2 separate regions of the Homo sapiens genome follow, and region 2 is linked to region 1. The links are chromatin loops, found by intact Hi-C in ENCODE. Cell type or tissue: CD4-positive, alpha-beta T cell. All regions are shown on one strand. Each heading gives the region's core, and the rest is flanking DNA. Links, peaks and the distances in the headings are about the cores only. Region 1 overlaps MED12L (mediator complex subunit 12L). Region 2 holds the start of AADACL2-AS1 (AADACL2 antisense RNA 1).

Region 1 (16,264 bases), core at 4,220-12,219:
TAGTTTTTTCCTCACCCAAGTAATTTATTGATTGAAATTTTATGTTTTTATTTCCCTGTGATGGATCAAGCTGAGAGAAGATTTGTCACATTCGTCTAGGAGAGTGTTATTGCAGTTGTCCTTTATTAGGGTCATTAAGCAGTTCAATTAAAAATCCTTCAGGGAACCCACAGAATAAGTCAGTTGTATTATTGTTCTTCTGGAAAGACAGCTTCTCCAGCTAGCATTTTTAATCTTTCTAAGTTCACATCTTGGGTTGGTTGCCTGTCTGTGTTTAAAGTCCAAATCGTATCGGGTTCCGTTCGTCTTCCAAGCATTGTTGCTTGTGTAGTCCTTGAACATCCAGTAACATGCTGGTTGCTGGGCTGATACTACCAGGAATATCAGGAATGAGGTACAGTCCTGCCCTAGAGGAGCTCACAGCTTAGTGTTCAGTTTGTATTTCTTGAGCTCTTAATGTGTTCTGCTGTATACTAAGGAGCTTTGAAACAGTTGACCCTCAAGACATGGTCTCCACTCTCAGAGTTTACTGTCTTTTCAGGAAAACTGGGTCATAAATGGACAGTTTCCAAATAATATGACAAGGGCTGTTGGGGAGATACACAGGGGGCCAAGGCAGTTGAAAAGGGGAACCTCTAGTCCAGCCTAAAACTCACGGAGGCTTTGTGAAAGAAATTTTTTAGTTCTTCGAATGAGTTGAGAAAGATCAAGTAAAAAGAAGTAGTAAAAGTTTCCTGGCAGGGGAAACACTATGGGAAGAGGCCCAGAGGCTGGTCAGTTATCTTTTGTGTAGGTGGGTGTTAGTGGGACATACATTATAAACTCTGTTGGGGGTCAGGGCATAGAAGATGCCCTGTGGGCCTTATGATTGAGGTGTCATCAGAGGGTTTTATGCAGCAAAGTGACACAGGTAGTTGTGTAATTGTCGTTAGATTGATTGGCCACAGTAGAGGGAAGATTGGTGGGAGTGGGGAGGTAGGAAAGGAGGCTTGCAAGGCAAAGAAATCAGTTTGGAAGCATTTCAGGGAGTTCAGCTTTGGACTATTTTGGACTGTTTGTCCTTTATTTAGAACCTCCAAATGGATATGTTCAAGAGTTGTTACATGTCCAATTCTGCAGATTTGGGCAGACAGTTGGCTACTTGTGTGGATTCGAATCCTTCAAGAACTTTGGCTGTTCAAAAACCCAAGAGGGAGTGAGGTTGCCTGAAGAATTTTGTAGTGAGAGAGAATCCGTGAACCTGAAGGACAGGAGTGCTTAAGAGTCGGGCAGAGGGGAAGTCCATGGAGGAGACCGGGAAGGTTGGCCAGACTGGAGAGAGAACAGGGGGAGAGTATTGTTGCCCAAAGATGATGAGAATAACAGTAATATTGTCATAATTATATTAGCGTATGGATAGCATTTATTATGGTCTAGGCATCGTTCTAAGTTGCAACGTATGTTATTAAGTCATTTAGTTCTTGGAACTAGCCTTTGAGATGGGAACCATTATTATTCTTATAACATCAATAATGCATAGATTACAGAGCAAGAAAGTGGCAAAGCTGGAATCCAAACCAAAGCAATCAGGATCCAGAGTCCACACTCAACCACTATGCTAAACTGGGGTCTGCAGAAAGTTTCAAAAAGGAATTAGTAGTGGGCAATGTGTAGAGTATTGGAGACATCTGGCAAGAAGATGGCTGAAGTAGTCTTTAACAATATAGTGTTCATTGGTGATCTTTTAAAGAGCTATTTAATTGAATGGTGGATAAGGAGCCAAATTAAGGAATGTCGAGGAGTGATGGAGAATAAGGAGAAATAGCACTAATTGTTGTTTTGAGAAACGTGTTTATGAAGAGAAGAGAAGAGAATGGATAATGGATAAAGATGGCAGCTGAGTGGAGAGTTAAAAATATATATATATTTTGATGGGCAGATTTGAATGTATTTTTGGGCTAAGAGCAAATAGGAGAAGGAGCAGTGTTTGATAGATCAGTGCCCTGGGTATTAGAGGGCTTTGGAATCAAGGACACAAGGAAGGGCTCTGTCAGGAGGAGTTGAGAACTCCACATTGTTACAGTCATGAGGAAGGCAGTAGGGATGTAGCCCAGTGGAAAGAGATGGATTGGTAGGTTTCAGGGACTTGACATTCTTTGTATCTGCTATCTGGTTTCCACAAAGATGTCTCCTAGACCTCAGAGTTTATTTTTTTTATTTTTATTTTTTTTAAATTGATTGATGAATTGATTGAGACAGGGTTTTGCTCTGTTGCCCATGCTGGAGGGCAGTGTGGCCTAATCTTCAGTCACTGCGGCCTGGAGCTCCTGGGCTCAAGTGATCCTCCTGCCTCAAGTAAGTGATCCTCCCCCCTCAGCCTCCTTAGTAGCTAGGACTACAGATGTGCATCACCACACCCAGCTAATTTTTAAATTTTTCTTAGAGATGGGGTTTCACTGTGTTGCCTAGGCTGGTTTCAAGCTCCTGGGCTCAAGTGATCCTTCTGCCTTGGCTTCCCAGAGCGCTGGGATTATATGTGCAAGCCACTGTGCCTGGCCAGCTTTTTGTACTTAATTTCATATTTTTGAAAAAAAATTTGCTGTTGAATGGCACAAGAGCATAATGGCTTAGATATACACTTTAAAGCTGTTACAGACCTGATTTTAAACCTCACTCTGCCACTTAGTAACGGTGACCTTGAGCCTCTGTTTCCCCGTGTCTGGTTGGGGAGTAATGATAGTTCTTACTTCATTGCCTCATAGGGTTAAGGTTATGATGACGGAAAGCTTCCAAGATAGTGTTCAGCGTAGACTAAGTGTAATTAGCTTAATTAAATGTGAGCTATAATGTTTAATCTATGTTTAGGAGGCAGGATAACATAGTGGTTCTGAGCATGTGTGCTATTAATAAAATCAAACTTGGGTTGGTTACTAATCTACGCGGCTCATAGTCCTCTTTGGTAAAGGTGGGGGATAACACTACCTAGATCATGGGGTTATTGTGACACATAAGCAAGATGGTCATATAAAGTACTTCTGGTTGAGTGAAGAGTGTCTGCAAGTGTCTAGGGCGAGGGAGATCTACAGGCTGTGGATCAAATTCGGCCCACAAGGTAAAAATAGGTTTTATGTTTTTAATGCATTATTAAAACAAAAATGAAGAATGTGTGACAAAAACTGTAGGTAGCCTGCAAAGCTTAAAACATTTACTATCAGGCTTCTTATAGAAAAAGTTTGACAACCCCTTGTCCAGGGTTACTGCCTGCCCACCATTTATGAAGCTACTATTACATGATTATTTGATTTTGTTTTTGTTTTTAAATACTTCTTTTTTTTTAGCTTTTACAGCCTTAGAAATTACATATTATAAGTTCATCTCATGTTTTTAATTGCATGAAAAATTGGTTTAAGTGACGATTTTTAAGTGATGATTACTGCATTTTTATTAAGTTCCTTCAGGTTCCTGTTGGAGTATTAGCTTATGAATTATTCCTTAATTTCTCAACAGCTGTACTTCCTCCCTTTCAACTTAATAATTTTTAGTTTTGTCTTCTCAATTGCGAAGTTGAGAATGGGGTAAGACACTCTCGTATTTTAAACTTACTAGTAGGAGACAATAATACAGTGATGACAGGGTGTCGTTTTTACTGTTTAGCTATTGTTATGCTTTTCTCCTTCCTCTGAACATCCAACTTTATCTGTTTCATTTCCAGACTGTCACTCTCTGTTGCCCAAGTGCCTTGGTGTGGAATTATTCCACAAATGAAAATAAGAGCGCAAACCCAGGCTCACCCCTGGATCTGCTGCAGGTGGCCCCGTCCAGCCTCCCCATGCCGGGTGGGAACACGGCTTTCAATCAGCAGGTAGACTTTATGTTTCAGTGATTTGATGGCTGTTTTCATTCTTGACAGGCATCAGGGCACAGTGGGTCAAGCACAGGTTTTAGTATCTAGATGCTTGGGTGCTATCCCAGTTTTGCCTGCTAACACTCTGGGTGACCTTAGAGAATTGTTTAGCCTCTTCAGAACCACTGAAATTCTCGAAGTTGCTCCCTTTCTTTTCACTGTCTTGCTGAACAGTTCTTGCTGAGAGTTCTGCCACCCAGACTGTAATTATGGTGGTGGTTCTAATACATGACCATGACTCCTGTAGTAGTTTTGATATTTGGTAATTATTATATGTTCTTATTGGTACTGGGTTATTTGTTTCAAAGCCTTATGTGACTTGAACCATAGGATTGTGATTAATATTTAGAATAAGATCCCTGTCTTGGGATCTAGAACTAGAAATACCATTTGACCCAGCCATCCCATTACTGGGTATATACCCAAAGGATTATAAATCATGCTTCTATAAAGACACATGCACACGTATGTTTATTGCAGCACTATTCGCAATAGCAAAGACTTGGAACCAACCCAAATGTCCAACAATGATTGACTGGATTAAGAAAATGTGGCACATATACACCATGGAATACTGTGCAACCATAAAAAATGATGAGTTCATGTCCTTTGTAGGGACATGGATGAAGCTGGAAACCATCATTCTCAGCAAACTATTGCAAGGACAAAAAAAAACCAAACACCGCATGTTCTCACTCATAGGTGGGAATGGAACAGTGAGAACACATGGACACAGGAAGGGGAACATCACACACCGGGGCCTGTTGTGGGGTGGGGGTAGGGGGTAGGGATGGCATTAGGAGATATACCTAATGTTAAACGATGAGTTAATGGGTGCAGCACACCAACATGGCGCATGTATACATATGTAACAAACCTGCACATTGTGCACATGTACCCTAAAACTTAAAGTATAATAAAAATAAAATAAAATCATATTCATCCATTAAAAAAAAAGAATAAGATCCCTGTCTTTTCCCAAGCAGTTTTCTTAATAGAACGTTGCAAATTGCTTTCACACATGGAAGAATGGCTCAAAGAGATTATTTTAGAACATTCACCTTTCCACGTGGTGTCCTAAAAAAGAAATTTCACTCGTAAAACAAATTTTGCAAGCATTTATTTTTGTGAACATTTATTATTGAAAACTGACATTGAATTGCCCTTTGTAAATTTTAAAAATTCACTTATTGGGCCACAGGCTGCATTTCTTACAATGCAGTCAAGATTGTAGTTCACTATAGGATACTTTACTCACGTGGAAAAACCTGACATGATTTAGACATGCGCTGTGGCATTCCAAGCACAAGTTAATTAGAAGCGATTATCTTTCAGGTTCGGGCAAGGATTTATGAAGTAGAACAACAGATAAAACAAAGAGGCCGTGCAGTGGAAGTTCGGTGGTCATTTGACAAGTGCCAAGAATCCACAGCAGGTACAGAATGCCACAGAGGAACGAGTGCTTTTGAATGTTGGACTTTATGCTGTGTTTTTGCTTCTTATAAACCATTCCACATGAATAAGGCAGCTTTTTGACAGAGCCACTTGGTGAATTTTGAGGACAATCTTCAGTTTATGCCTTTTAGATCCTGGCTGTCTAGAATGTCAAGTTTGGTTTTGTTGATGATTGTTTGATAACATATGCCAAGAATGATAATTAAAAAAAAATTCTTTTGCCTCACATAGAATGGTGATTTTGTACTGTGTTATAACTGTGTTATTTTTGGCCTCATTAACCACTTGTTTAATTTCTGCCTATAGGGGTGACTATTAGTCGGGTTTTGCACACGTTGGAAGTTTTGGATCGTCACTGTTTTGACCGAACTGATTCCAGCAATTCCATGGAGACACTTTATCATAAGATTTTCTGGGCAAACCAAAACAAAGATAACCAAGAGGTAGTTAATTTTTTTTTAATTCTTTTCACCTTTTATTTTCATAGTGTTTTTTTCTTCTTTCTCATTCAGGAAACTCTGGCGAAACCTTTTCTATGAAGTGTAGTATCTTATGAAGACATACACACTTGAAATCATTCTATTGTTGGACTAAGATTACCTACCATTATTAAAATGAAATGTCAGTGGGGCTTATCTACCTAGGAATATTGATATATTGACGGGCAAGATTTTTCTTGGCCCTTTTACCATCACTTTCCAATTTTAGTTTTAGAAGAATATCCTTCATTTAGTGATTGGACTTAATATGGTGGGTTGGCTTTAACTTGGGGGAATGTATGTTAACATTTAGCACAGCAGAGGGCAGTGCATGAATACCCGTGGTCATGATCTTTCAAAAATCCTTAGACAATGTGTTAGGGTTCTACAGAGAAATAGAACCAATAGAAAAAAAGTGTGTGTTAAGTGTATGTATATATATGTGTATGCGTACATATATGTTTATATCTACCTAGAGAGAGAAAGGGGGGGAGAAAAGAGAGGGGTATTTATTTTAAGGAATTGGCTCACATGATTATGGGGCTGGCAAATTTGAGATATTCAGGGCAGGCTGGAGACTCAAGGAAGAACTGATGTGGCGGTCTTGAGTCCATAGGCAGTCTGGAGGCAGAATTCTTTCTTCCTCTGGGGACCTCAGTCTTTTTTTTTTTTTTAAAGACAGAGTCTCACACTGTCACCTGGGCTGGAGTGCAGTGGTGCAATCTCGGCTCACTGCAACCTCTGCCTCCTGGGTTCAAGTGATTTTCCTGCCTCAGCCTCCCGAGTAGCTGGGATTACAGGCACCCACCACTATGCTCAGCTAATTTTTTGTATTTTTAGTAGAGATGGGGTTTCACCATGTTGGCCATGCTGATCTTGAATCCTGATCTCCTGATTCGCCTGCCTCAGCCTCCCAAAGTGCTGGGATTACAGGCCTGAGCCACCGCACCCGGCCGGGACCTTAGTCTTTTAAGACTTTCTATGGGCTAGATTAGGCTCACACACATTATAGAACATAATCTGCTTTACTCAAAGTCTGTTGATTTAAATCTTAATCACATCTTAAAAAAATCTTTTTAGCAACAACTAGACTGGTGTTTGACCAAACAACTGGATACAATAGCTTAGCCAAGTTAATATCTAAAATTGATAATCACAGATAATTTTTATCTCACACATATCTAGCAATAGATTGTTTCATGAATGAATTGCCCCAAAACTAGGATATTCAGTTGTTTTTTTCCTCAGCCTTATTTGGGGAGAAATAAAAAGTTTGTCTTCTTTTCACAATGAAAACTGCCGATGATAATATCCAGCCTGTGCTAGGCACTAGGACTGCAGAGTTAAGTTTTAAGACACCTTCAATACCTTAGTTAGCTGATGGCAAGCATCTTTGATATTTCAACTGGCTTTTGGGAATGCATATGTGGAAAGAAAAGATGAAACAGCAACAACAACCACCATCAAAAACCTTTCCTTCTCTTACCTTTATGTGAGCCTGATACATATTCCAGATTATTATTCTTTTTGGAATAATTTTTGATTGATCACCCTGCTTCTCAAAGATATGGTTCAAGACTAATGGTGCCAGCTAGGATCATTCAGAACGTTGAGAGCAAGGGACTGATTGAGTGTGCTTTTTAAATTCATCGCGAGTTCAGTAGCAATGCCTCCCTACTTCAGTGGAGCATGCTGATATAATCCTCTGCTTACTGAGGCAAGTTAGAGTGCTACGTGCTCTTTTTGGGTGGAAACCTTAAAGTGTGTTTTTAGTAAAGACTTTCTTAGATAAAAGACTTCATGAATACTAAGATTTTTAATACATATAGGTGAGTTATCTGGAAGGAAAGTAGGGATACCCAAAATTCAGGGGGATCTTGGATTGTTTAGCTTCTTGCACTAAGTATTGAGTAAAAGCTACATTGTTTCCTGGTGAGGGTTTTACCAAGATTATCATAACCACCTTAGTTTTGTGGTTAGCCTGACTATATACCTTCAGAGTGTATGCACTGGCTAACTTCAGGATTATTGCCCCATTCACCTGCAGACACTTAAGTTACAGCACTCTCAAGAAAAAAATAGGGGTGTTTTTTCAAAAAAATTCAAGGGCAGAAATTATGTTGCAATCTTTCTGAATGAAATCACACTGTGAGGTTCTTTGTAAATCACAGATATCTCCGGAGTGGGTGCTTGCAATGAGCCATTAGGGTGCAAGAAGGTTATTAGAACTTCTGTTCAGATTATAATTTTCAAAAGCTTCTTTTGTCTCTGGAAATGAATGTAATTATTATGATCGTATAGGTATAGAAGTTATAAATAAGTGTGTGTTGAAAGTTTTTACTAAAAAAACTCTTTGAGCTGAGAGGGTGTGTGGGAAATGTTTGGAAATCACTGCCGGAAGCTTCCCCTACCTGAGTGACTTCTCCAGGATTCAGAGAGGTGCGTGCCACCAGAGGGCGACATGTGCTCAGGACTGAGAGTCCTGGAGGCTCTAGGCACGCACATTTCTGGAAGGGCCATCAGTGTTGCCCCATTTAGCAGTAATTATTTTGAATGTTGACTCAACTTCAGAAAGACTTGATGAAAACTACGTTTTCAACCCATAATTCAGATTGGTCACCTTTTCTTAATAGTCTGGCAAAAAGGATAACAAAATAGATGGATCCTTCTGTAATACTTAACATTAAATTATTATTAGTATTTTTCCAAGACAGTCTCAGTCTGTTGCCCAGGCTAGAGTGCAGTGGTACTGTCTTGGCTCCCTGCAACCTCTGCCTCTCAGGTTCAAACAATTTTCATGCCTCAGCCTCCCCAGTAGCTGGGATTATAGGTACATACTACTGTGTCCAGCTAATTTTTCTATTTGTAGTCAGGCTGGTCTCAAACTCCTTGCCTCAAGTGATCCATCTGCCTTGGACTCTCAAAGTGCTGGGAGGTGTGAGCCAGTGTGCCTGGACTAAATTAATTTTTAAAATATGTCGTTGGTATCTGTATGTATGGTATATGCATCAAGGTATATATGTATATGTAATCAAGTTTTATCTCTCTATTTACTCCTTAACAGGGGTTACTGTTTTCTTTTTCTTTGTTTTTTTTTTTTTTTGTTTTTTTTTTTTTGAGACGGAGTCTCTGTCTGTCTCCCAGGCTGGAGTGCAGTGGCGTGATCTTGGCTCACTGCAACCTCCACTTCCTGGGTTCAAGCAATTCTCCTGCCTCAGCCTTCCAAGTAGCTGGAATTACAGGTGCCCTGCCGTCACGCCCGGTTAATATTTTTATATTTTTAGTATAGATTGGGTTTCACCATGTTGGCCAGGCTGGTCTCTAATTCTTGGCCTCAAGTGATCCACCCGCCTTGGCCTCCTAAAGTGCTGGGATTACAGGCATGAGCCACCGTGCCCAGCCCTGTTTTCTTGACTGCAGAGTCACTTTGCGTATTTCTGGAATTCATGCATGTGCTGCAGCATCATGTTAACTGATCAGCTGGTGATCTTGAGTAAGTTACTCAAGGCTTTGTGCAATAGTGCCCTTCCTGGTTAAGTAGGCATAGAGTACTTGCCCTTTTTTTCTCTAAGGAAACATGAACACTTTGAGAATTATAAGGCACTATACAAATATGTTTTAAAAATTGTTAACAATAATAATATAGCAATTATTAGTATTATACTGGAAGAACTAATGTGATGATGCTGTTCTCTGATAAGGAGTTACGTGTGGTTAGGATTCAGAAATTGGTCTCACTTCTTTAAAATATACTTCCCCTTTTTTGTTTTCATAATTCATTCAGGATTTAGATAGCACGATAGATAAAACATGATCAACTTCTGTAGTTGCAATAGGTTGGAGGTTTGCTGTTACTAGAAGTCGTGTCTAGGTAGGCCTAGGCCCCAGGTTGCATAGCCTGCTTCTTCACATCTGTTGGGAAAACCTGAATTTCACCCTCCTTGATTCCTTAATTCCCTTTTCTCTGGAACTGCGACAGGGAAATGCAGTCCTCTCTACTTCCTTGTAGGGAGGGGAGAACTTCTGTCTAAATGGGAGAAGTTTGTGTGTGTAATCAGTTTCAGTATTGGTGAAAGCCTGTTGAAAACTGCAGTGCATGGGATGAAGGCATCCGAGGCCTGGGCCCTGCCTTGTGGTTGGACTGTGGTCATGAGAGTGGGAGTAGGAGCTGATTCTGTGCCCACATTGGGGTGTGCCAGGCTATGTGGTGTGCCTTCACTGATTCCACATGGAATGCACTATTTCTTTTTTTCTTTTTCTTTTTTTTTTTTTTTTGAGATGGAGTCTTGCTCTGTCACCTAGGCTGGAGTGCAGTGGCGTGATCTTGGCTCACTGTAACCTCTGCCTCCTGAGTTCAAGCCATTCTCTGCCTCAGCCTCCCGAGTAGCTGGGATTAATAGGCGCCTGCCACCATGCCCGGCTAATTTTTCTATTTTTAGTAGAGATGGGGTTTCACCATGTTGGCCAGGCTGTTCTTGAACTCTTGACCTCGTGATCCACCCACCTCAGCCTCCCAAAGTGCTAGAATTACAGGCGTGAGCCACTGCACCTGGCCTGGAATGTGCTAATTCTTTACTCTCCCTCCCTGTTGCCCTTTACCGCCCCATTTCCTTGGCCACTGTTTCTGTGTCTGGGCTTTTGGGTATAATGGCAAGGGAGGTGAAAATAAAAATCTCAAAAACCTGAGTGTTTCCTTATTCTAGATCTGTGCTGCTTAGTTTTCCATTCAGAGTAGTGTGAGATATAAAGATGGTAATACTGAGGTCAGGGCTCATGTCCCACAGTGGCCAGGCAGGTAGTGGGAATGAGTCGGGGGATGCTATGTATAAGGCAGCCTGGAGGTGGTGGGGGTTGAGGTGTCTGGGAAGTGGGCAGACCCTGTCTGAAGAGGGAAGCCTCTCAAATTCTTAGATTCTGCTTGGGATCCACTGTTCCCTGATCATCCAACATTTCAAGAGAAGCTGGATGTCAAGATCTGCATGTAAACTTTCCTGATTTTAAAATACTGTGCAGCCAGGCAGTGTGTCTGCTGGCCATATTCACTCAGATGCTTGTCACTTTTCAATTCCTGGTACATGTCTTCTACAACATGTACTCACTTATTTGCTTGTTTAGTGTTTCAGAGCCATTTCTAGTCTGGGTGATGGAGGTGGCAAATCCTGACATCCACACAAAGGAGTCGTTATGTGGACAGTGGGACCCCTGGTTTCCACATGCTCACTGAGCCTGTCACTTGTGACCTCACCTCTGAGCAGCTGGAGGAGGAGTTGCTCTCTTTGCTTTTCAGAGGCCTCAGACCACTTCCTTCCTCTTGGCATCTCTCTGTTTGGGATGAGTGTGAGCACGGAGGCAGCTGCATCTTTAGGGTGCCTCAAGGACATGGATAGAAGGGACAGGCTAAAGGTGGCAGGAAGAGCTGCCTTTTCACTTCTCTCTTTGGGGGTCCCAGGAAGCCAGCTTTATCCTGAGTAATGAAAAGATGGAACCGGCTGCACTGGACAGAGTGTTCCTGCAGCAGCATGTGTGTTTCCTCCTTCCCTGCTGCTAAAACCACACACCCCAGACGGGGAAACTTACATATTTATTGTTTGGATTTGTTTTATGCTTAGACTATTCGTGCAGAATTCTTTGAAAGGTTGTGATGAGTTCATAGTGATGTTTTGAATGGCAAAGGCCCTAAGTTTAGAAAATGTGCTTTCCTCACCTGTGGCACAGAGTGTCCCAGGCCCAGCCAGGTTTGTATCAGTGCAGCTGGCGAACTCTGCTTCACCACCACGATCCAGAGGACAAAAGCTCGCTTTCTGTCAGTGCTGGGCTTGTTCCACATTTGTCTTCCTGCAAGCGTTTCCCTGGGGTCTATGTTTCTTCTTCTCCTCACCTTATGCACATTATCAGCCCCAAGTACCATGCATGGGGCCCAGGAGATGCTCAGTCGCATTTATTGAATTCATTTTTTAGACCTCATTAAAAAGCTACTCGGGCAGTGAACTGGAAGGGGAAGCACCCCTATAAGATTTGGCTTGGAAAGGTAGAGATGAATACAGTCATGGAATCTGTATATATCAGTCTTAGACGAATGCTTAGATTCAGATGTGGGAGAGAGTACGTGCAGGTAGAGGTAGGGGTGTGGCTGACAGGGGAGCTCTCTGCTGTGAAATCAGCAGTTTAGTGTATTTCTTTAGGGACATTGGACAATTCACGTATTTTTGATGAGTCTCAGTTTCCTCATTTTGTAAAATGGGCATGCTATTTCCTGACGATGTGAAAATGACATGAAATATTTGATTGATAAACCATTCAAATATTTATAGTTCCCAGCATGTAAATGGGTACTTAATAAACACTAGCTGCTATTATTACTGACTGATGTATATAGAGTTAGTTAAAAACTGCAGAATTGGAAGGAATATGATCAGAGACTCATAGTGGGCCCCTTGGGGCTACTGTGGGCACACACAGATACCCATCACGCAGTCTACTAATCATAAGGCACAGCCAGGATCTTTTGGGCTTTTTACATTTGCTGGTTTTCATGAAGTCTTTACTCTCTGTAGGGAGGCAGTTGGATGGCATTGATCCACTCAGGATGGGGTAGCTGCAGGACCATGTTGTAAAGGAAATCATGTTCATTTAAATGCTTAGGTTTTGTTGTTGTTTAAGGAAAAAAGTCAGTTTCTAAAACCAAGACTGCAGAAAGTCAAATAAGGCAAAAGTCAAGCAAGCAAGGAAAATGTGCATGGATGGCTTTCTGTTGAGATCCAGGTGTGCTGAATTTATGTTGTTGATGCTGATCACAGCCCAGCCAGAAGTGTATTGTGCTTCAGAAGCTAACACATTTCCTACTGGACACCCAAAGGAAGCGTTGCTAGTCTTTTACAACTAGTATTTTCTTATTTTTTGAAATAATGTGTTAGTAAAAGTTTGGTTTCTAGTAACATAGTTGGGAAAACAAAATTGTGTGTCCAGTTATTTAGACTTGCTGTCACTGAGAAGGGCCTGTCACACATTGTTTAGATTGGAGTGGGCCTCTTGATTTGTTTTTGAGTATTATGCGACTTTTTTTTTTTTTTAACTTTTTTGTGTGTGTTCTTTTTAGACAACGAGCCCTGTTTTAGTGTTATGTCATCTTATTTAGTTTTTCCCTGGCCTGTGAGATGCACGTTATTCTTTTTCTTACTTTCTCTTTTTAAAAAATCTTTTACTTTTTTGACAAGGCAACCAATGCTAGAGAGGATGAGAAATTGTTGAGGCTGATACCCAACTCATTGGTGGAAGAAAGGAATTGGAATCCTAAGTAGTTCCAATTAACAGTACAATCCAAATGGTACTCTTAACTAGTACGTTCTATTTCTTCTACTGTTTATTTAAAAAATGATTTTATTTCAGTGAACAATATAGCTGAAGTAACAAGTTTCAGATGTAATTTTGGAAAAAAGAGGAAGACACCTTTGTAATTGCCATGAACAATTTTCACCAACAATTTCCAAATATGAATATTGGTACATTTATGTGATGGAATAATCTATTAATTTTTAAAAGCTTGCTTGACAATTTTAACATAGTAAACAATATTTTAATTAGAAAATTCAAATCCTCAAGTTGAGCACGCTGGCCTTGGTAGGATACCATAGACTTTAGGCCAGTTCAGACCTGATTTTCAGTCTTCATTTTGCTCCCAAGTATTTGAGTGGCTTCAGATCTCCCTTAGTGTCAGTCTGTTTGTCTGTACAATGGCCTTACTAATAGAATCCACTTCGTGTAGTAGTACATGATAAGCACTTAGTAAATGCCAGTTGTTATGTTCTTGACTGGACAGCTTTTGGTTGTCAAGTGAGTAGAACAAAGCACCATCTTCTAGAAATTTGTAATTCCTTCTTATCTGTATGTTACTTTGATCTTCATAAAAGGCAAGCAGTAAAGTTTTTTGTACAGTGATGAATTTTGGAAATTACGCATAATATTTTAATTATAGCTTGAATATCCCTTACGTGAAATATTTGAGAGTAGAAGTGTTTAGGAGTTTAGACTTTTTTCAGATTTTGGAATATTTGCATTATATACTTACCAGTTGAGCACCCCAGTTTGAAAATCTGAAGTGTGAAATACTCCAGTGAGCATTTCCTTTGCGCATCAGGTTGGTCTTCAGAACATTTTGGATTTTGGAGCATTTCAGATTTTGGATTTTCAGATAGGGATGCTCAGTCTGTATTTTAAATATGAGAGACATGTACTTGTTAAGGACTTTTGGAGAGATTTTACTTTGAAATTATGGATCAGCCCCTGTATGACTTTCTGTTATGCAATTATGTATTTCTCACAACTCCTCTATTTTTTTCATTTGTATTACTTAAACGTTGACTGAAGATTAGAAGAATCATTTTTTGTTAAAGTGCAAATAAATGACAAACCTAAGTAAAAAATTAGTTGATTTAAATACTCAGAGAGGATTGTCTTATCTGTCTTGTTTCCTCGCAGAATTAGATCTCTTCTGTTTTTAACTACTGCTTTACAAAAAGGAAGTTGCTTTTGCTTCCATGGTATATGTTTGGTTTATCTGATGTCACAAGACCTAAAGACTATCAACATTGATTTTAAGGATGTGAAGTTAGGAAAACTTGTCCCTTTCTCAGTCAGAAATCAGCCACCTCAAATATCTTTTGGAAATGTATATATGCAAAATATTTTTTTAATTTTTTTTATTTTAATTTTTCTTGTAAGAGACAGGGTCTTGCTCTGTTGCCCAGGCTGGAGTGCGGTGGTGCGATCACAGCTGATTGCAGCCTTGAACTCCTGGGCTCATGTGATCCCCAGCCGAGTAGCTGGGACTGCAGGCACACGCCACACACCCGGCTAATTAAAGATAAGGTCTCACTATATTCCTCAGGCTGGTGGTCTTGAACTCCTGGGCTCAAGTGATCCTCCTGAGTTGCTGGGATTACAGGTGACCATGTCTGGGCCACCATGCCAGGCTTGGAAATGTTTATATGTATAAAGATTATAAAAAATGAATACCATTTATGCTTATGTAATAGATCTTGTGAATTTATGGTTAACAGTGTTAGGCCTATTATCTTATATTGGTGACTGTGACCAGGTACAGCAAGGTTATGTTCTATTAGCAGTTAAGACTAACTTTTTTACTTCTGTGACTTGCAGTTCATCCAGCTCCTCACAGTATGCCTCAGCTTGCAACCTATATGACTTGCTAATATAACTACACTACATATTATTCCATATTATTTATTGGTGCTGTAATATGAATAATATCTTCTCCAAATTTGACCATTTTGTTTGACCTTGACTAAGTGATTGATTTCATTTATAAACATGTCCTTTTAGTCTAAGATTAAAGAGCTGTTAAGAGCTTTATTCAGTATCTTACGTCCTTTTATTTTTAATTTTAAAAAACGTTTCAACTCTTTTTAGTTAGCTGTTGCTGATAGTAATAAGTCATTGATTTTTTTCCCCCACTCCTTTTTATGGTGTTATATAACCTAGGTAATATATTAACAAATTTCTTATTTGAAACTGGCAAAAGATCTCACCATGTACCTCCTAATTTCTAAAGGAAGCCTGCCTCTCAGATGTAGTTGTCAGTTATTTTACCTTCTTTATTTGTTGAGGGATAGAAGACCTGTGGTTAGCTTCTACAACTATTAGGTTATTGAATTGCTGAATACATTGAATTACTGAATTACGGAATTAGGCCTAATCTTTCAGATTTGTGCCTGCTCTTCCCTGAGAAAGAAGAATGTGGCAAATCCCCCGATGTTGAAAACCTTTCTTCACATTTGAGATACCTTTATTATAGATGAAGATAACATCATTAATTATGATTATTTGCTACATAATTAATTCTTTTACTATTTTGCCACTGTAGATATGCCCCAAGTTCATGAGACCAGATAAACAATGCTGTTATTTGAAGGACCTTATTGATTTTTGAATTTTGTGTCCATTCATTTTCTCTTGTTTGCTGTCATTGTAGAAGTTTCTTCTTGTGATTGTTATATATATAATACAGGAGTACATTCTTGATATTAAGTTTCGTTCAGCCCACAGTGTGGACCCCTGTCCCACTCCCCTGCCCAGACAGGAGGTATTGGCGTAAGAGCCCTCTCTGTGGAGGCTGATAGCTTGAGTTGGACTCAGATTTGACCTAGTAGCTTTGAGACATTTGACAGTTATTTAACCTTTAGACTTTAGTTTGCTCAACTGTAAAATGATAGGATTGTCATTAAAACATGAGAACAGGGCATACTGTATAACAAACATATATACCAGCAGTAATCACTGTTAATTTTGGTCCATATTTGGTTCACTTTCAAGAGTTATGTTGTGGCAAGAGGTCCATTACTTGCCTAGGGAAAAAATACGTTTCAAATATCTTTTGGAAATATAAGTATGGAAACTTTCATAAACATATATGAACACTTAACTATAAAGG
Region 2 (16,264 bases), core at 1-8,000, 750 kb after region 1:
CGGAGGTTGCAGTGAGCCGAGGTCGCGCCGCTGCACTCCAGCCTGGTCGACAGAGCCAGACTCCGTCATGAAAAAAAAAAAAAAAAAAACGTGAGCAGGATCTAAGAACTGATGGTGGCCACTAGCCACTAGCCAACAAGAAGCCAGGGCCCTCATTTCTACAACCAAAGGAAATGAATTCTGCCAACACTCTGAATGAGTTTGGAAGAGGATTCTGTCCTAATCAAGCCTGAATAAGAGAAAATATCCTGGCTGATATATTGATTGCACTTGTGTGAGATCCTAAGCAGAGGACCCAGGTAAGCTGTTGCCAGACTTCTAGTCCCTTTAAACTGTGAGACTATAAAACTGTTTTGTTTAAAATCACTACATTTAATTTGTTACTACAGCAATAGAAAATCAATACATCATTTATTAGTGTTACTTGTTCTTGAACCTCATATTGAAGGTTCTGTTATATAGTCTTTACTCTTTTGTGCCTAAATGTCATTCACACAACATAATATCTATGATGTTCGTGTCCATGTTGTTACACGTAACAAGTTTGTTCACTTTTGTTGTTATATAGTGATCCATTGTGGTATTGTTTGGCTCTGTGTCCCCACCCAAATCTCATCTCTAATTGTCATCCCCATGTGTCAGGTGGAGGAACCTGGTGTGAGGTAACTGGATCATGAGGGCGGTTTCCCTCATGATGTTCTCATGATAGTGAGTTCTCATGAGATCTGATGGTTTTAAAGTGTGTGGCAGTTCTCCACTTGCTCTCTCACTGTCTTGCTGCCATGGGAAGAAGGTGCTTGCTTCCCCTTTGCCTTCTGTCATGATTGTAAGTTTCCTGAGGCCTCCCAATCATGCTTCCTGTTAAGCCTGTGGAACTGTGAGTCAATCAAACCTCTTCTCTTCATAAATTACCCAGTCTCAGGTAGTTTTTTATAGCAACGTGAGAACGGACTAATACACATTGTATGCTAACAAAACAATGCATTGTTCATGATCTGGTTTATTATCCAATCTAGTTTTTGGTTATTGTGAATAAAGCTTCAGTAAACACTCTGATCTTTTAGCAGATGTGTTCTCATTTCTCCTGAAATAGGATAAGTATATGTTTCTCTTTACTGAAAACTTCCCAAAGTCATCCAAAGTAGTTGCATCATTTACTTTCCCACCAGCAACTCACACAGCATACAGTAAACATTTTCTGAACTTAATTAAATTACTTTTGCACAAACTATATTGCAGTTTTGGACATAAAGTAGTTTCTTTGTTGGATTTTGCTAAAATCGACTTACCTGTCTACATGATGTTCCTGGAAATTTAAGCAATAAGATTTTGCAAAGAGCAGGCTAGTTACCACATCCAACATTGGCTATATTATATAAAACAAATGCTCAATCTTAAAAAGCATACTTCTACTGTTTCATAATTGAATTAAAATGAATTAACATGTACTTATATACAAAAATGATACATTCTAATACTCTATTATTTTTATATTTAATACTCCATCTTCTGCAAGATGGTATTTTGAGATTGTTTTTTCCTAGAATTATTTTTCAGCTCCTTTTTCTTCCTCATTTAATAAGCCAATAATTTCTCTCATTTCTACCACCTACTTATGCTTCTTTTCTTTTTCCCCAAGAGACCCTGATTTAGTTTAGGCCCTCATAATATTACCTGGATTATCGCAATAGCCTTTGAACAAATTACTGCCTCTAGCTTCGAAATTATTCTCCACATTCTGCCCACCATCTTCCTATCTTTTTATAATCCAAATCTAATTTTAGTTCTGGTGAAATGTTCTCTTTTTTCCAGAGTTGTATTTGCTCTCTTTCCTGTGATCTTATTGCATTTGTACACGACTTTATTATTACTCATCTTTAGGAAATTGTCTTTGTGTTTTCAGTTTCTAACTGTGAACTCCTCAAGAATGTGGAGGCTCTCTTGCTAATTTGCATATTAGCTCAACTTATTACTGATTCCTGCACAAAGGAGATGCTCAAAATATTTGTTGAATTGATCCCTTCTACTAATGAAGATATTAATGTATTAAGGGAATTGAGGATATTTAAAATGTTCTTCAAATAAATATTTAAATTTCAAAATATCTAATGCCGAGTAAAAGTTTTCCCTATAAATGATGTCATTGGGCATTATATTGAGACTCTTTCTGTCTCCGTTTCTATAGAGTTTCCTAAAGGCTGAGAACAAAACAAAGAGAGCAAGAACTTGCAACTTCCAAAGTGAGGCTAAACTCCCTGTACAGACCTAAAATAGGAGGGGCCCAAAATTGACGTTTTGACCATTAGCTTCTCACCCACCTTATGGGTACAAAAGAGTTAAGTTTGAAGATGCCAGGGAGTTAGGGAAAGAATTGGTTTTTGACAGTTATCTGGAGGAGGAAGATATGATGCTCCACCTCACTCAAGCCCAGTGAGAGGACTAAACTCCACTTCAAAGACTAAGTGGAGAGCCTACATGGGTCTGGTGTTGCTTAGGAACACAATCAAATTACCTGATTCATGTCTGAGAAGAAAGTGACTGGAGAGAGTTGGCTGAGATGACTTCTGACTCTAGCAGAGAGAGTTTTATAATAGCCATGCTCCCAACAAGTGTTTGCTTTTCTGGAGCAAAAAACCTAAGGACAGACATTGGTGTGTGATCTTTATTCATGGGACCCTGTCCAAGGGGGTTCCTGCTAGGGGCAAAATCTGACCCGAGAGGCAGAGGGAGATTATAAATTATCAGCTGAAAAAGAAGCACTGTCCTGCAGTAAAGCTGCTGTTGAAGGGGCTCAGTCAAAACCAGCTGTATAATTTCTGGGGCCCAGTGAAAAATGAAAATGCAGGGTCTCTTGATCAAAAATTATTTTAAAAATGCAGAGGCAACAACAGAGCATTAAACCAAGCCTGGGACCCCTCTAAGCCTGTGGTCCTGAGATTCTACATAGGGCTCACACCCATGAAGTTGGCCCTGACCTGGTTGTGCAGTCACACAGCTCACAAAAGCCCTCAAAAATGACCACAAGAGAAATGGGCAGATTTGAACTACTGCCGCAGTGCCCCCCAACCCACCAAATGAATGTCAGATTGCAGAGGTATTGGTGAAAGAAAACACCTTCTGCTCTTTACCTCTTTCCTCTTCTTCTCTTGAACCCTCAAGTCAGAGGCAGCCTTGTGGGAAGAAGAGTAGAAACTTGGTAGGGACATGGACCAGAATGTGTGTGACCACCTCACCACTTCTCCCCACTGCAGACTTCTGGTGGGAAGCAGACAAAATAAAGGGAAGAAGTTTAACTTTAGGTGAAGTTAGCAATTTTAAGTATTACACAGAGATAGGTGATTTAATTACTGAAATGAAACAATTTAGGGGGGAAAGGTAACTAGGAAACCTTTCTTCTTTTAATTTCTGAGAATTTATGGGACTTGCCCAAGATTTTTTTCAAGGTGGTGATGAAGAAGATGCCAAGACAGTGGATTTGCAGGGCTGTGATGGGAAAGAGTAAAGTACCTTTATAAATGTGCCCAAAAGAGTTCTTCTTATTCACTATAATGATAACGACTATTTTTATTTATATACTCAAATCTCTCCGGGTAAACACACACATATCCACACACAAACATTCATGCTCACATATATGAATTGATGTTGAAATATACATACATTTGAGGTAAAGAAGTTGAACTTGTGACTTAATTGAGCCATGTCTCTGAAATACATCAATTATAAGCCACAGCAAAAATATTGCTTATGAAAGAAACCAAAAACAGAATGTGTGCTTTAAATTTTTGTTCTTGTTCTACTTAAATTTGAGAAACTAGGAATATAAACCTGGCAGATGGGGGTGGGGGCATAACTCTAGACAAAGTTAGAAATGCAGATAAGGTATTCTGGCCAAGTCTTTAATTTTGGAGGTTATGGTTAAATCATCTGCAATGTACAGTTAAGAAATGTGCTTTTACTGCCCTCAAGTGGTTTTAAAATTGTCACTGCAACATTTCTGACGACTTCAAAGTGAATGTTTCAAAACCCTAAGCAGTCTTCACATTTTCCAGGCTATCTGACAAGGGAATCTGAAATAATAATCTTTTATTCTGAAATAGTTTCTAAATAAGCAAATAATGAAATGGATCAGGTAGATTTATGTTGTTGTGTTGAAATATATGCACTAATACAGATTTGTAAAATTGTTTCTCTTCTTTTTTTAAAAATGTAACTGTAGCTTATACATGGACTCTCAGCTGGTCAGGGTTTGCGTAGGAAGATAGTATGACAGTTACTTCTTCTTCTAAATTAAGCAGCTGAAAATTATATAAATATTCAGAGAATGTAAGCTTCAACATCTTTGTAAGTGCTGTTTCTCTGCTTCCCTTTCTACCTCACAGGAGAACACCTGAGTAGAGCAGAAAGCTTGCTGGGCCAGCCCTGCCTGCTGGCTCTTTGCTAGACTGGGTGGGTGGCCCACCGTGTTGCTGCCTTGGCCCCTCCTTGTCGCTTTCGGATGCTGCCAACCCCTTGTGATATGGTTTGGCTGTGTCTCCACCCAAATCTCACCTTGACTTGTAATAAACTCCACGTGTCAAAGGTGGGGCCAGATGGAGATAATTGAATCATGAGGGCAGTTTCACCCATACTGTTCTTGTGGTAATGAATAAGTCTCACGAAATCTGATGGTTTTATAAATGGGAGATCCCCTGCATAAGCTCTTTTACCTGCCACTATGTAAGGCATGCCTTTGCTTCTCCTTTGCCTTCCACCATGATTGTGAGGCTCCCCAGCTATGCTGAACTGTCAGTCCATTGAAGCTCTTTCCTTTATAAATTACCCAGTCTAAGGTATGTCTTTATTAGCAGTGTGAGAACAAACTAATACACCTTGAGTCTCAGTCATGCTCTCCTCCACCAGCCCATAGTTTAAGAGATTACTTGCAGTTTCTGCTCTTGGCACATTTACTCCTCACCATTGTGGGCCATTCCAGGCCTGCTGGTTCTTGGCTCTCATCAGCCTTCTTCAGCACCCCCAGGGAAGCACAAAAACATGTCTATATATGTTCACACCAAAAGACAGCCCATGTTGGTGCAAGGTTTCTATCCTGAGCTTTCCTTTTGCTGAAACCTCCTACTGTTCACATGTTCGCTGATCAGAGTCCCCTGGAAGTCTTGTCAACACACGTTTCTGGGCCTATACCCAGAGTTTCTGATTCAGTAGCTCTGGGTGAGTTCCAATGACTTGATGTTCTAGCAGGTTCCCAGATGACGATGCTACTGGTTCTGGGACCACTTTTTAAGAACCACTGGCCTAAACCAGTACTTCCTCCAATTGTTCACATAGAGTTACATGTAAAATATAATAAAATAGCTCATATTTTTGGACCACAGTTGACCATGAGTAACTGAAACAACAAAAAGTGAAACAAGGAATAAGTGGGGACTACTGTAGATGGTTCAAATTTTTCTAATGTGTAGAAAAAAACATAGAGTAACGAGTTTCTCTTTCATAGACAACTATGGGCACATTTTTGAGCGCACATAAGTTTGTTCAAACAAGTTGGGTAAATACCTAGGAATGTGATTGCTGATTGTAGAGTAAGAAAATATATATGTGTTTTGTATATACATATAACACATCTTTCTCCATGTTTTTGTCTTCTTTATTTTATTTGTTGATATTTTGTCATTTCCTACACACATTTTCTATACATATTATATTAGATTTATATCTGTGTAGTTGAGCTACTGTAAATGGTATGGACTCTTTTTCTAATTTTAATGTTTAGTTGTTTATTGCTGGTATATAAGAAATCAATTGACTTTCAACCTTCTATCCTGTGACCCTTTTATATACACTTATCAATTACAGGAATTTATTGTCATTTCATTGGTATTTTAAAATAGAAAATTATATCATTTGTGAATATAGACAGTTTTATCTCTTTCCTTCTGATTGGTGTCCTTATAAGAAGAGGAAATTCAAACACACAGAGATACTAAGGATGCACACAGACAGAGGAAAAAATCACGTGAGGACACAGCAAGAAGGTGGCCATCTGCGAGTCATGGCGACAAGCCTAAGAAGAAGAAAAACCTGAAGGCACCTTGAGCCTGGACTTCTAACCTCCAGAGCGAAATAAAATTCCCTTGTTTAAACTACCCAGCCTATGGTACTATGTTATGGCAGCCCTAGCTAACAAATATAGAACCCTTAACATATTTATCATAGGTATTTTAAATTTTCTGTCTGAAATTCGAACATCTGTGTTACATTTGAGTCTGGGTCTTATGATTGCTTTGTCTCTTCAGACTGTGTATGTGTGAGTGTGTATATGTGCGCACATGCGTACACGCATGTTTTGCCTTTTTGTACATCTTGTAGTTTTTGCTGAAAGCCAAACATGTTGCATTGGGTAATTATTTTGCTGAAAGCCAAACATGTTGCATTGGGTAATTATAACTGAGATAAACTGTCCTTTACTGTCAGGATTTACATTAATCTGGCTGGAATCTAGGCTGTGTTTAATCTCAGCTGTAGCTGTGGGTGCCAGAGGCTTCATGTTCTTCTAGTCTCCTTGCTTTTGTCTTCTTTCTTGACTTTAGGATTCCCTAAGTACTCCTCCTCACAGAGAGTCTGCATCTTGCAGCTCTTTCCGATGTAATCCAGTGTTACTATATTGCAGTCCTGCTGGTGTGGTGGTAAAGTGTCAGTGAGGGGATGCCTTCTATATACTTAGGATGAAAACGCACACTTTTAGTCAGCCTGTGTCTGTGGGCTGTGACTTTCATAAGCATTTCTCCGGTTGTATAGTTTTTGTACCCTCTTAGTTGGGGCAGAAACACTAGAGGGAACTAAAGTGGGAGGAATGCTTTTTTCCAGCTTGGATAAGGCTCAGGTAAAGTCCTTTTATCTGCAGCGTAGTCCATTATGGAGGAGGCTGTGGGTATATTTTACATTGACTAGTTTTTCTTTCCCCTGCTAGTGCCACAAGGGAAACTTTCATGAATATTTACCATGAGAACCTGGAGGGGTTCCCAGAGGTAAAAACCCATAAAATTGTTGAAGCCTCTCTAAGATTGGGACCTCTAGGAGTTTTTTGCTCTCAAATAATCCATACTCAACCTCTAGGAATTTGTTAAAATTAATATTTTAGTTTTTCTGCCAGCTTATGGTGCTAATGGCTTCTGCTCCAGATAAGTTGCTCCACTGTGACTGTCTGGATTCACGTATGTATTCTTTTTCTACTGACCACTATAGCAAATTACTACAAACTTGGTGTCTTAAAACAACACAAATATATTATCTTAAAATTCTAGAAGTCAGAAGTCTGAAATCGTTTACATCAAGCTAAAATCAATTAGTCAGCAGGGCTATGTTCCTTCTGGATGCTCTAAGGGAGAATTCATTTTCTTGCGTTTTCCATGCATTAATATAAGGCCAAGCACTTTTCAAACTGGTATCACAATAGTTCTCTTCTGCTACCCCTTCCAAATTTGAAGACCATTATAATTATATTGGGTCCAACTAATATTGCAGGATAATCTCCCTGTTTAAATATCAGTTGATTAGCAACCATAATTCCATCTACTACTTTAATTCCTCTTTTCTTTGTCATATAGCATATTCATAGAATCCAAGGATTACGACTTGGATTTCTCTTCAGCCATTATTTTGCCTATCACTGCCTGTCCAGATTTCAGTGGCAGGTTGCTCTGAAACCTTAGTTCTTTGATAGATCTAAGAACAGTTGTTGATTCTTAGTTTCTTCAGCTTTTTGTTATTTAAGGATAGGAGTGATGACTTCTAAGCTTTTTTTTGAGACGGAGTCTCGCTCTGTCACCCAGGCTGGAGGACAGTGGCATGATCTCGGCTCACTGCAACCGCCACCTCTCAGGTTCAAGCAATTCTCCTGCCTCAGCCTCCTGATAGCTGGGACTACAGGTGTGTGCCACCACACCTGACTAATTTTTGTATTTTTATTAGAGATGGGGTTTCACCATGTTGGCCAGGCTGGTCTTGAACTCCTGACCTCAGGGGATCTGCCCACCTTGGCCTCCCGAAGTGCTAGGATTACAGGCATGAGCCACCACGTCCGGTCGACTTCTAAGTTTTTTAGATGGTGGGGCTAACACTAGAAGTAGTAAGCACTTTTTCATACTAAATCCAGAGTTCTTAAATAGCAGTAACTGAATCTCTCACCTTTTTGTCTCTGGCATTTATTAGATGGACAAGTTTTGAGTGAGAGGATGTGGAAGGAAGGTAATCTCTCCATTAAAAACACTTTGCTTTAGATTTGAATAACTTAGAGCAAAAGATGGAATATAATAGATTGACATTTCACAGAGGTGTCTAAGTAGTCCTTTGAAAATAAATGAGGACAATTACAGTAGATACAAAGAAGACTGTCACTGGATTATGATTTGAAAGCTGTGCCCTGTATCCGGTGAAGTTTCTCTTTAAAGAACATTTTGTGCTTCATCAAAACCAAACCAAATCTAGTCAATCCTATTTCAATTAATTTGGTTAGCCATGAATTTTTTTTTTAAATAACACCTAGAACACATTATTCCAGGGCTACTAAAATATACATGTACATCACTTAAACTACTTTCTTTCCATCATCAAAGAGTATGCTTAAATACAACTCCAAAGCCAAGGGTTTAATCCTAATCTTTTAGAAATTTTTTTTTAAGTTTTGAAAATTACCTACATATTATGATTTCCTAGATATTGTTGATGAAATGTAAATGATGGGGAGGACAACTGCAAAATGACATACAGGTGTCCTGGAGGACTCCACGTGACTTTATCCCAATATATGTATGCATTATTAATCACCAGGATCCACAATTTTGTGATCATAATGTTAAGACTTTTTTGAATCTTTTGGGCGAATGTTGATATGCATTTTTTATTTCCCTCTAACAAAAAGTCTTAAAGTCTCCTCTCTCTTGTCTTTTTACAGTATAACCAGAGTAGAATGTGGATTTAGGAAATATGATAAGTTGTATACCATCTGGTTCTTTACCATAGACTATTTCCCATGCTATTATATCAGAGGGCAGAAACTGGCAGCCTCAAATAAAGTTTGTTCTGTAGATACATTTTTTGGGAGGTCAGATATTTTATTAGAAAAAATTAAATCAGTTTTTAACATTTAAAAATCAGAAGATTTTCAATTTTAAAAATCTACATTTTTGGCTTTTTTAACTGGGAACTTATTTCCACCCATCAAGAGAAGACTGATCTTAAGAGAAATGTCTGTCTTGGGGAGGAGTGCAGGATGGCAGACCTCTTTATTTTGGCAAAATTCCTACCACACTCTATTGTATTACACCCAGTATATGCATGAATTTTCTCGATAGACATTTGAGTTTGCACTCCCTGACACTTTCCTCTGCTACTTCAGTTACTGGCTCTTATCACTGACATTTAAGAATCTCTTTATAATGGCCTAGAGAATAAAGTTGCATAGGATGCCTATCCATGGAAATTCCAATGTTCATACAGAGCTAAATCTGTTCATCAGTGTTTGCAATAATTGCTATGCTTTAAAATTTGTAAACGATAGTTGAAAGGAAGTCTTGCAGCCAGATGATATCTGACTCATTTTTGTAGTATGATTAATTGTGCTATAAAAAGTATTTTTTAATCTAGTCAGGATTCTTTAGGCTCAAGAGACAAAGAATACTCAAGCCCAGATGAATTTAAAACTAAAAGTTGAGTGTTATGGTTGGAATCTAGGAGACCTTTAAGAAACTGGTAGTGAGACTAGCAGAATTAAAAGATAGGCAGGGGCTGGCTGGGTACTCTGGGCTCTCTTACTAAGTGTCTCTGTTTCTTAGTGATTTTTTTTTTTTTTACAATGTCTCTTCTTTTTTACTCACTCTTCTTTTAAATACTTTTTTGCCTCCCAATTTTAACCTTCACAATGCCACACAATGTCCATCCCAGCCTATGACTTTTTTGGCCACAGTTGGTTGGTTTTTTGAGAGGACTCTGGCCTAGCTCATCTTTTGCAACCAGCCAGAGGAACTGTAAGACAACATGCAGCTTCTGGATTGGTAGCCTTTGGATAAAAGCGTTACTTGTCCAATCAGTCACAGCCAATGATGTGTTAATACCATCATAATCACCATCATGTCATCTCTTATCATTACTGTCAATATTATTGCTAACACGTCTTAGATGCTTACTATGTACCAGACAATCTCCTAAACACTCTAGACCTGATTCATTTAATCCCAATTACAATGTGTGAGGCAGACACTCTTTTGACCATATTTTACGGATGAGGATATTGAGCATGGTTGTGGTGCTCAGCAGGGACTTGAAGGCAAGGGCAGCATCCCTTATTGCTAGCTGAGGGACAAGCATAATAGATGTGTCTAGAAAAAACTGTTTTCCCTTTGGGCTTGCAAAATAGGAGGTTCACAGAGAATTACAGGGTAATCCCTTTATTGAGAAATTACTAAAACTGGTTTGCAATTTGCTTTGTTTGCACAGTTGTGCATCTCTCTAAATGTATTACAGGCTGGTACAGTCAGCACTCGCAACGGGACAACTTCAGGGTCAGACTTTAAAGTATATAGAGCTTTTTCACTCCCATTCCCTTTTCTGTGTTCCCAGATTCCATGAATCCTTTCTTTCCACTCTCTTCCCCTTCAGTCAGTCTCTGCTGTTGCTAGCTCCTCGTGAATTCTTTAGTTCTTTCCTCTGAAGACTCAATCTCACCCACAGGTTTCGACAACATTGTGAACACGGGACTCGGCAAGGTCAAGCAGTGACCAGACTCGGGGAATACTTGAGAATAAATGTTTGCTGCCCAACCTGAAACACCTAGGTAGTCACAGATTTTGTGCAGAGTTGGTGCTTAAAGGCCAGTTGCAGGCCCTGTGGTAAATTTCAGGAATAAAGGTAGGACCTCAGTTGAGAACCAGCAGCCAAATACAAGTCAAAGTGCAGCATAATGAGAGATGCACAAATATCAAAGCAATCCAAGAAGGAGAAATTAAGTAGTGGCAGGTAAATTAAAAGTCAGAGAGAGCTTTGGAGAGAGTGAGCATGTTGGGATAAACTTTGTCAACCTAGAGGATGTGGCTTCGGTGATCTCATAACCATGCGCCGTTGGGGTGTTATGAATCTGTACACACCACAGGTGGAGGCTTAAAGACAGCTATGTGCTCATTGAACTACTGAAAGCCACACAACCCAGATTTTCTTCCTCCAGGGGGTCTCAATGGAACACCGTTCCTTCTCTGTTCCCTCCTTCCCTCTCTCCCTCCCTTCCTATAATTGCCCTTTTCAGTCCTTTTCAGGCACCAGGTACTTTTCAGGTGCTAGGGATCTAGTAGTGAATAACACCCTACCCTCGAGGAATTCACATACTAGAAGTAAAGAGAGACCATAAACAAAAGTCCTACTGGAATTTCTATTTGCCAAGATTTCCCCGATGTATTTTTTGGACGTCAACCTAAGCCTGACCAAGAAACCCTCATTAAAACAAAAGTTACAGCTCCAGCCTCTGTGTGGCTAGTGGATAAGCCTCAAGGCAGCTCACAGCTCCCTCCTGAAAGACTTGTTTGCCTCATGGTTTTTTATGGATGAATCATGCTTCCTACTAGACTCCTGAGATTTTTTTTTAAAACTCTTGTCTTAATGTTCTTTTCTTTTACCTCTTTTCTTTTTATCCTAACCCACCTTCAGAAAATAATAAGATACAAGTCATGTATAACTTAAATGTATGTAAAACTTTAGTTTAAATAAATGTACCATCTTTCAGGGACACAGCCATCTTACTTCTTAGTTTGAAAAGTTGAATGAAAGTATTTTTTCCCTATTAGAAACATTTTAAAAGTAAGGATCTAAATGAAGTGACTACTAAGAATAAAGCCTGTCCAAATATACACCTTTTTTTATTATGTGGAAGGCAGGAATTTATTCAATGTTTCCTTCGGTTTTAACCAGAAACAAAAAGTACCTCATGCCTTCCAAAAATGCTCAAAGATAACGAGGAATTACACTGCCTCATCCTAATTCTCTCAAGCTTAAATTTCTTAATTACAGTTGTTTGCCAGCAGTTCTTTATTAGTATAGAGTCAGCTTCCAACAAAGGAGGAATCATTAGTGCAGCAAGATAGCTGGCCTCTTCGGGAGGAAACAGACAGCTGGAAGTCCACGACCAATTCTCAGTAAAGGGACACTGCATGGGTAGGAAAATGGTTGAAAGTAAACTTAGGTAGCTGAAAAGAGCCATGTCTGCCATGGCCTCGTGTTGAAGTTAGAGCAGAGCACACCTATTTATTCTGACAATTTAAGACCTCATTAACTAGACACTGCTTAGGGCAAATTAATTGTGTTGAAAGAGAAACACCCATCAATACATTTATTAAGTGTACCCCTATTATTAGAATCTTTATATTTTATATTCTGGGTAGGGTGGAGACAGCGAACTTGCTCTATAAATGATTAGTAAAGTGTTTTTTGTATATTTGAGTCAGACTAAAAAGTGTCCAAATATGTGCTAATGGTAACCCAGTCTCTAAAAATAAACTATGTGCCTGTTGCTTACAATGCTGGCTTCTTTGAGATCTATTTTACATGGTTTTTCCATGCCCAGAAAAAAAGAGGTGCGGCTCTTACTGCAAACACATTTGAAAATCTATCTGATGATTTTGTAGGGCCCAGAAAGCACCTAAACATGACTCACATATTACCAGCTTCAGAGCAACTGAAGCGATCGTAGCGATTGTTTTTTAACTCCCCACAGATGTTGGAAAATTACAAGGCTTGTGCTTCATAAAAATATCACTCTACCTACGCCTGGCTTCTGCCTTTATTTTAATGAATGAGAATGTGTAAAAATTTGGAATTGTGCATGTTTGAATTCCATAGGCAGTGATTAAGATTAACTAATTGATTGTGCAAAGCTTCAGAAAATTGAAACCAACTTGCTATATTTCATGGGCTTCTATCAAAACAAAATAAAGATTTGTTTGGCCTTTTTTTTTTTTTTTCATTTTCTGCTTTTATTGCCTCTTCTTTCTCCTTACATTTTATCAGAAGACAAATATTTTGGGGGCTTGAGGAGAACAGAAAAGGGCAAATTTCTCCATGTTATAACATTTTCTTATAGAATCTGACTCTGCAAAGCAGAGAAGTGATTCAGCTAACCTCCCTCAGGTTTTCTTTCCTAAATTTTATGCATGAGAAACTGATGCTCAGAAAGATGTTCACTGGTTATTCCCAGACCCAGAAAGCAAAGTCTATTTTCTTTATTCGAGCCATGTAACTACTACCAAAATTTTTCACTGAGTATAACCAAAACTAACTTCAGATGAGTTAAATCCAAAAGGAATTGTCAAAGTTTGTTGTATACTCACAGAATTTCCGGAAAAGCTGGAATGTTAGACTCTGAAAATGAGCAGGAACCACGAAAAGCTGAGTAGCAGGAACACGACCAAAATTATTCCTCAGGAAACGTTGGGATGGGCGTTATTGAGAGGTGACAGCGTGCTGGCAGTCCTCACAGCCCGCGCTCGCTCTCGGCGACTCCTCTGCCTGGGCTCCCACTTTGGCGGCACTTGAGGAGCCCTTCAGCCCACGGCTGCACTGTGGGAGCCCCTTTCTGGGCTGGCCAAGGCCAGAGTCCACTCCCTCAGCTTGCAGGGAGGTGTGGAGGGAGAGGCGCGAGCGGGAACCGGCGCTGCGCGCGGCGCTTGCGGGCCATCTGGAGTTCCGGGTGGGCGTGGGCTTGGCGGGCCCCGCCCCCGGAGCAGCGGGCGGGCCCCGCCGACCCCGGGCAATGAGGGGCTTAGCACCCGGGCCAGCGGCTGCGGAGGGTGTACTGGGTTCCCCGGCAGTGCCAGCCCACCGGCGCTGCGCTCGATTTCTCACCGGGCCTTACCTGCCTTCCCGCAGGGCAGGGCTCGGGACCGGCAGCCCGCCATGCCTGAGCCTCCCACCCCCTCCATGGGCTCCTGTGCGGCCCCGAGCCTCCCAGACAAGTGCCACCCCCTGCTCCACGGCGCCCAGTCCCATCGACCACCCAAGGGCTGAGGAGTGCGAGCGCACGGCGCGGGACTGGCAGGCAGCTCCACCTGCAGCTCCGGTGCGGGATCCACTGGGTGAAGCCAGCTGGGCTCCTGAGTCTGGTGGGGACGTGGAGAACCTTTATGTCTAGCTCCGGGATTGTAAATACACCAATCAGCACTCTGTATCTAGCTCAAGGTTTGTAAACACACCAATCAGCACCCTGTGTCTAGCTCAGGGTTTGTGAATGCACCAATCAACACTCTGTGTCTAGCTACTCTGGTGGGGCCTTGGAGAACCTTTGTGTCTAGCTCAGGGATTGTAAATACACCAATCTGCACTCTGTGTCTAGCTCAGAGTTTGTAAACACACCAATCAGCACCCTGTGTCTAGCTCAGGGTTTGTGAATGCACCAATCGACACTCTGCATCTAGCTACTCTGGTGGGGCCTTGGAGAACCTTTGCGTGGACACTCTGTATCTAGCTAATCTGGTGGGGACGTGTAGAACCTTTGTGTCTAGCTCAGGGATTGTAAACGCACCAAATCAGCGCCCTGTCAAAACAGACCACTGGGCTCTACCAATCAGCAGGATGTGGGTGGGGCCAGATAAGAGAATAAAAGCAGGTTGCCCCATCCAGCAGTGGCAACCCGCTCGGGTCCCCTTCCACACTGTGGAAGCTTTGTTCTTTCACTCTTTGCAATAAATCTTGCTGCTGCTCAGTCTTTGGGGCCGCACTGCCTTTATGAGCTGTGACACTCACCGCGAAGGTCTGCAGCTTCACTCCTGAGCCAGCGAGACCACAGAACCCACCAGAAGGAAGAAACTCCGAACACATCCGAACATCAGAAGGAACAAACTCCAGACGCAGATGCGCCACCTGAAGAGCTGTAACACTCACCGCGAGGGTCCGCGGCTTTATTCTCGAAGTCAGTGAGACCAAGAACCCACCAATTCCGGAAACATTATGGCCGCACTGCAGAATACCAGGTATTGCCCCTACCAACCCCGGACATTGCCTGTCATTAGCGCTGTCACCAGCACTGTTCAGACTCTGGAACTCTTGTCTCTGCTACCTGCACTGGGACAAAAATCTCCTTTGTCCCTGTATCTTTGCATCACTTGCTCTAGAGTGGATTTCCTGGCAGGTTATATGCCTTTATCCTCGGTACTGCAAAATCTGCAAAAGCAAGCGCCCATCATTTCTTACTTTTGTGGACACCGAAAGTAATGGATAATTCCTTACCCCATTCCTTGCCCAAGAAAGGAAGGGACTGCATGTGATAGGCAGCCACCACCACCAGTGATATCAGCCTAACATATCATGTTTATATTATTCAGTTAGAAAAGGAAAAAATGGCCACTTTTAAACAACATTTATATAATAAACAGTTAAAAAAAAGGAAGAAGCTGCACAACCCAAAGAATGTAGAAGAAAGAGCCCCTCTGCTACATCTAAACCAAACCTGTTACTACTTTGCCATGTTACCTTGAACAGGACCCTTCACCTCTCTGCTCCTGTTTCATTGTCTTACAAATGAGGGGTTGGACCAAGTGATCTTAAGGTCCCTTCTTTTTTGATATTCTCTAACTAAAACATGACAGTATCAAAGGGGGAGACTAGGTGGCTTAGTCTGTGGCTTTGCCAATCAGATCTCAATTGGAAGAAACAATCATGAGGTTGAAAGCAGGTTTGTGCAAACAGACAAGAAAGAAAACCAAGGTATTTTTTAAAAATTGTATCATTTGTGCTCTGATCCAGAAAGGGAAATGGGTTTTTTTGTTTGTTTGTTTGTTTGTTTGTTTTGGAAATGGAGTCTCGCAATTCTCCTGCTTCAGCCTCCCGAGTAGCTGGCACTATCAGTGCACGCCGCCACGCCTGGCTAATTTTTTCTTTTTTAGTAGAAATGGAGTTTCACCGTGTTGCCCAGGCTGGTCTCAAACTCCTGAACTCAGTCAATCTGCCCACCTCGGCCTCCCAAAGTGCTAGGATTACAGGCGTGAGCCACCGCACCTGGCCAAGGGAAAGATTTTAAAATTCATCTCAAGGGGTAAAATATTTGTCACCAACTAGAAAGCAGAATATCATATCAGAAAAAATCACTCTCACCTTTGTCCATATGCTGGAAGGCAACTGGAGTAGCCATCTGGATTCATTCATAAAAATTTGCTCTGTTAAAGCAAAGTGGATACAAGAGCACTTGGTAAGCCAGGACTGTATTGTTTCTGCATCATTAAGGTTACTC

What was found. A loop is a pair of places that touch in the nucleus more often than their neighbours do. Peaks named below come from ENCODE experiments on the same cell type or tissue, not always from the same donor. Only the 100,000 strongest peaks of a DNase experiment are listed, where the experiment ranks them.
Region 2: a loop joins it to region 1, with 10 times the contacts of the local background. A loop is called at or near these places in 18 of 110 quality-filtered maps.

What each region holds. Positions count from the first base shown.
Region 1 is chr3:151,160,202-151,176,465 of GRCh38, forward strand. It overlaps MED12L (mediator complex subunit 12L), which reads left to right. Exons shown (of 45, transcript NM_001393769.1): 9 at 3,692-3,841; 10 at 5,219-5,318; 11 at 5,645-5,781. Among named protein-coding and RNA genes, the nearest start is that of GPR171, 35 kb to the right of the region's middle. In CD4-positive, alpha-beta T cell, for the core only: CTCF peaks have their summits at 6,209, 8,250 (motif pointing right) and 8,449; DNase peaks (open chromatin) are centred at 8,280, 9,280, 9,960 and 11,100; H3K27ac peaks cover 1,654 bases.
Region 2 is chr3:151,914,487-151,930,750 of GRCh38, forward strand. It overlaps AADACL2-AS1 (AADACL2 antisense RNA 1), which reads right to left and starts at 13,689. Exons shown (of 3, transcript NR_110203.1): 1 at 13,371-13,689. LOC107986047 (a long non-coding RNA gene) reads right to left here. Exons shown (of 3, transcript XR_001740567.1): 3 at 16,066-16,190. In CD4-positive, alpha-beta T cell, for the core only: a CTCF peak has its summit at 3,935 (motif pointing left); a DNase peak (open chromatin) is centred at 3,975.